Regions from separate parts of the Homo sapiens genome. Here region 2 is linked to region 1. A link is a contact called in ENCODE Hi-C or POLR2A ChIA-PET data. All regions are on one chromosome and are shown on one strand. The core of a region is the stretch at or near the end of the contact, and the rest is flanking DNA. Distances in the headings are between cores, read along the strand shown.

Evidence for each region. A loop is a pair of places that touch in the nucleus more often than their neighbours do. ChIA-PET counts read pairs that join two places held with the same protein, here RNA polymerase II (POLR2A). Pooled maps may share reads with other maps.
Region 2: POLR2A ChIA-PET joins it to region 1 with 12 read pairs in BJ. The contact joins two enhancer-like sites. A Hi-C loop is called at or near these places in 4 of 50 pooled maps. POLR2A ChIA-PET finds 5 or more read pairs at or near these places in 2 of 52 experiments (BJ and activated T-cell).

What each region holds. Positions count from the first base shown.
Region 1 is chr11:34,326,970-34,329,702 of GRCh38, reverse strand. The region is part of intron 1 of ABTB2 (ankyrin repeat and BTB domain containing 2); the gene reads left to right. Among named protein-coding and RNA genes, the nearest start is that of ABTB2, 30 kb to the left of the region's middle. RefSeq lists a silencer at 115-315. Within about 2 kb of position 1,347, at least 8 of the 41 ENCODE cell types and tissues checked have a DNase peak (open chromatin) inside an H3K27ac peak, as active enhancers do.
Region 2 is chr11:34,378,296-34,381,028 of GRCh38, reverse strand. No RefSeq gene overlaps it. Among named protein-coding and RNA genes, the nearest start is that of ABTB2, 22 kb to the right of the region's middle. Within about 2 kb of position 1,333, at least 3 of the 41 ENCODE cell types and tissues checked have a DNase peak (open chromatin) inside an H3K27ac peak, as active enhancers do.

The DNA.
Region 1 (2,733 bases), core at 98-2,597:
CTCCATTATCTGGCAGCCTTTCTCCTGTGGTTGCAAACTAGCTGCAGCAGCCTCAGCTTTGAAGCTGAGTAGGAAAGGGGACCAGTTGGCTTCTTGTGATAGCTCAAAGATTCTGGACTTGAGTCTCGTTGGCTCTGATGGGCCTGGCCTAGGTCATGTGCCCCATCATTGAACCAGTCATTGTAGTCCATAACCACATGCTCCACCCCATGCTGAGAGGGAAGGTTGGGAGCCCTCATGGCCTGAGAACTGTAGGTCAGCTGTGGATAGAAGAGGAAGATTGGATGCTGTGGAGAGAAGATGCTGGGTGATCTGGGCAGGGGGGTGGAGTGGGAAGTGGGATGGAAGATGGATCTGGAAGGAAGTGGAGTGGAAAAACCAGTCTTCTAGAGAAACACATCACCACATTAAGTAGGGCAAGGGTAACTTTATTTGAAGAGTTTCAACAGACCATTAATGAGAGTATCTTTTGGTTGCTGCTGTTAGAGCAATTATTTGTTATATTCACTGACTTCAGTGTTTATTTGTTCTAATGAAACCTTTCCTCTCTGAAAGAGAAGCACTTCTTTAGAGGGTGTCTTAAATATTCAGATTACAGGTTTGAAGGAGTGAGCCATTTAGGTGCTGAATAGCTTGCAGGCTGGGTTTATTTCTGTCTTAATGGGATCTTAAATTGTGCCAGATGAATTTAAATGTTACTTCTCTTCTAGTCTATCTCTGACCCAGTGCTACCTTGACATACTTGAAGTTTTAGTTCAACTGTTTGGTCTAAACTGAGTGTTGACAATTATTATTGAAAAGTTCATCTCGTAGATTTTTGCTTTTAATCAGCTGTAGATGCAAATAGAAGGTGTGACCATATGAGAGGCCACGTGTTTTCAGGATTCTGGATGGCTAAGTGGCCAATTTGCTTTCCATTTCAGAACTAAACCAGACAAGGAGGGGTGTTATAAAATGTTCCTTTTGAAGTACCTACAACTAACTAGATCCAGATAGTGTGAATGTTGAGAGCCAATAAGGGTTCCTTGAATGCCTGCCCGGTGGCCGGCATCTCTAGAGGCATCATGGAGAACAAAAAGGTGGTTTCTGCTCTGGAGGAATGAATGATCCTGTTGCAGTAATAACAGAAACTGTTTATTCAGCAGTTACTAGCTCAGGTACAGTGCTAAGAATTTTGCATACGTTGTCTCATTTAATCCTCATCACACCAGTAGAAGGGCAGATACTGTTCTCCTCAATTTTCAGAGGAAGCAGCAGAGGCTTGGGGAGGTTAGGCAGCCTGCCCCAAGTCACCAAGCAAGTGAGCATCAAAGCCAGCCTCACACCAGGCTCCCTCCAGCTGCAAAGCCTGCGTCCCTCACTCCGATGCTGTGGATAGAGACTGTCATTGCAGGATTTCTCACAGTCAAAAAAGCAAGTACTCCCTTGATAACAGATTTCATCACTCTTGAAACTGGAAGCCTGGGAAGAAGGAAGATTGCCTGAATGCTGAAGCCAGTGTCTTTCCAGAAGGGGGGATACTGAGTGGGCCTCCTTCCAACCTGTCTGACCCACGTGATCTCTCCATCTGTCTGACTTTGACTGCCAATCCAGCCTGGACAGCAGGACCAGTCCAAGCACAAACCAAATCTTTATTCTGGAGTTGGACAGAGTCAGAGTTGCTTAGGGCTGATGAGGCCACCTTAATCTCAATATTTTCACACACTGTGCTAGATGACACATTTCAGAGTACAGGCAGAATGAGGGTTGGAAATGTTAAACAGCCAGCGAGGAGTTGGGTCTGGGAGTGAGACAGCAGACAAAGTGCATTCTAACCATGTACACGCAGCTGCCGGGGGATTGTTTAAACCAGATTCTGCCAAGGTCATAGCAGCAGAAAACATAATCCAGAACTCTTTCTCCCAGGCAGGATCATTTGGTTTCTAAAGTTTTTTTCTCTGTAAGTTTCTCTTGGGAGAAACGTATCTGGGAGAGGGGGAAGAGTGGAAATACGGGAATTTTATTTTAAATCCTTAACAACATGCATATAGAGTCCCACTTATAGGATGATGCTATAGAGTTGACATTTTACCCCCAAGGAAGGAGTATGTAATCCTGGGCTGAGGATGACTTTTTCCAACAAGGTCCCTGACTCCTGTCACTTTTGGGGTTGCTTTCCTTCAAAAGCTAATTGAGAGTGGAAAGGAACTGGGGTGAGTGAAGATAACCAAATGTGCCTGAGGCCTGAGAGTGAGAGCCAGGCCACGTTTCCCCTGCTACTGGGCCCTCAAGTGGCTAGGGGGGTGGATTCCTAGGGTGGGACACAGAGGATCTTCCTGAATTGCTCCCACTCCTTTCCCCTAGAAATATCATCTTCTTTGATGCTTTATATAAAAACTAGGATTGCAATGTCCCTCTTTATCCTTAGTAATCTTCTTTGCTGTGAAGTCTACTTTATCTGATATTAGAGCCACTCCAGCTTTCTTTTGATACGTTTGCGTAATGTTTTTCCATACATTTAATTTTAACTAGCCTATATCGTATTCCAAGTGAGTTTCTTGTATACAGCAAATAGTCATGTTTTGTTGTTTATCTGTTCTCATAATCCATTATCTCCTAACTGGTATGTTTTTTTCTTATTTTATTTTTGAGACGGAGTCTCGCTCTGTTGCCCAGGCTATAGTGTAGTGGCGCAATCTTGGCTCACTGCAACCTCCACCTCCCGGGTTTAAGCGATTCTCCTGTCAGCCTCCT
Region 2 (2,733 bases), core at 84-2,583, 51 kb before region 1:
CCTTGGCCCCTGACCTTTCATCTTAGCTGCATCTCGAGGACTTCCTCTGGTGGACTGGATTTTTACCATGATGTATTTTATGGTGGGATTGTCAACACATCAGATGGACGATGTGATTGTCAACACATACCCTGACTAATATCTAAGTCTTCTGACACACTTTTATGTGCTGCTTACTCAATTACTCAACATTTACTCATCACCAGCTGAATTTGTGAACTACATGCTAGGGAAGCAAAGATGAATAATAATAGTCTTTGACCTAGAGGATCTTCAGCTAAAGGGAGGCAGATAGGTAAAAAGATAAATCACAATGCAATGGGAAATATGCTTTTAAAACATTTTTATCCCATGTCATGATAGCAGAAATTGCTATGCAGTTCATTCATTTATTTCCATAATACATAATAGGTCCAAGCTCTATACTTTCATTTTCAAAATTTATTATTTTTTTATAACAAAGCAATACATGCTCATTTCAGAAAGATCAGAAAATGTAGACAAACAGGAAAAAAACGCTACTTTTAAACTGTAATCCCATCTGTCTTGTCACCATTAGCACTTTCATATATTAAGTTGTTTTCTACTTTTTTAAAACAAAAGTTAGATCAAAACACACATGTTGGCTGGGAGCAGTGGCTCATACCTGTAATCTCAGCAATTTGGGAGGCTGAGGCAGGCAGATCACTTGAGGTCAGGAGTTCGAAACCAGCCAGCCAACATGGTGAAACCCCATCTCAACTAAAAATACAAAAATTAGCTGGATGTGGTGGTGCATGCCTGTATTCCCTGCTACTTGGGAGGCTGAGCCAAGAGAATCATTTGAATTCGGGAGGTGGAGGTTGCAGTGAGCCTGGGTGACAGAGCGAGACTCCGTCTCAAAAACAAACAAACAAAAAACATTTCTGTGATTTGCTTTTTTCACCTAATTATCATAAACATATTTCAAGACAAAAGATATATTTCTGCATCACTTTAAATGGCTCCATATTATTCCACTATATGGATATTTACTTATTTTTAACAATCTGCCATTGTTAGACAGTTACATGTTTATATCTTTTTATAATTACTAACAATACTGCAATTGATTTTGTTGCTAAATATTTGTGCTCATTCTTATTTCTTTACCACAAATTCCAATAAGTTAAGTCATGTGATATTTGAAATGCTTTTCTCATAGTCAGATTTAGAGGCAATGGCTGTAATAGATATCTCCCAGCTCAGTTGCTTTTTGTGGCTTTGGGTTTCAGTCCTACCTGCTAAAGATTAAACTTGATCAAAGGTGCATGTTCTAAGTGACATTAGCAGTGTAGTAATCTAGGAGGTCATAGCCCTTGTCCTGCCACAAAAAAAAAAAAAAAAAAAAAAAAAAAAAAAAAATTTCATAAGCTCCATAGACAAATATAGCCCCAGGAAAGCTCTGGAGTACAATTAAGAAGATGCAGCAATCTAAAAGAACTGAGAACACCCACATAGAATACGGTAGGAAGCGTTTTGCCTGCATTCACCTCATTCCCCAGACAAGCAGAGCCCAGTGAAGAAGAATTTCTTCTGCTGTGAGTCCCCCAGTTGGGAAAAAAAGAGAGCAAAAGGACTTGGCAGGCTTCACCATCGAGGACCCCAGCAGTCATTGTGCTAAGGCCCTGCAGTCTTTGCCAAGAGTAACCCCAGCTGCCAGAGTCACCCAGAGCCCATCAAGCTACTTCCTCATGCCAGCCACAGATAAAGGTCTTTCCCTACCAAAGACAGTCTGTAAAGTTTGAAAGAGGTGACTGTTTCTTCAAATGCACAGACACCAATAGGGTCATATCTTAAAGATATTGTGGTTTGGGTTTCAGACCACTGCAATAAAGTAAATATGCAGTAAAGTGAGTCACACAAATTTGTTGGCTTCCCAGTGCATATAAAATATGTTGATATTATACTGTAGTCTATAAAGTGTGCAACAGCATTATTTCCAAAAAACAATGTACATATCCTAATTTAAAAATACCTCATTGCTAAAAAAAAGGCTAATGATCATCTCCTTGATCCACGGGCTGCAAAATAGATGTTGTGTTAGCAGGCAAAAATCAACTTTAAGGCTGGGCATAGTGGCTCATGCCTGTAATCCCAGAAGTTTGGGAGGCCAACGTGGGTGGATCACCTGAGGTCGGGAGTTCGAGACCAGCCTGATCAACATGGAGAAACCCCATCTCTAGTAAAAATATGAAATGAGTGAGGCATGGTGGTGCATGACTGTAATCCCAGCTATTCAGGATGCTGAGGCAGGAGAATCACTTGAACCCAGGAGGCAGAGGTTGCAGTGAGCCGAGATTGCACCATTGCACTCCAGCCTGGGCAACAAGAGCAAAACTCCATCTAAAAAAAAAAAAAAAAAACCAATTTTAGTTTTCTTATCTATCTCCATCAGAGAGAGATCTTGGGTGACTAAGCACATTGTCAATGAGCAGTAATATTTTGAAAGAAATATTTTATTGTGATAAGTAGGTCTCAACAGTAGGATTAAAATATTCAGTAAACCATGCTGTAAACAGATGTACTATCATCCAGTTTTGTTGTTCCATTTTTAGAGCACAGGCAGTGTAGAGTTAGCATAACTCTTAAGGGTCCTGGAATTTTCAGAATGGTAAATGAACACTGGCTTCACCTTAAAGTCATAAGCTGCATTAGCCCCTAATGAGAGAGTCAGCCTGTTCTTTGAAGCTTTGAAGCCAGGCATTGACATCT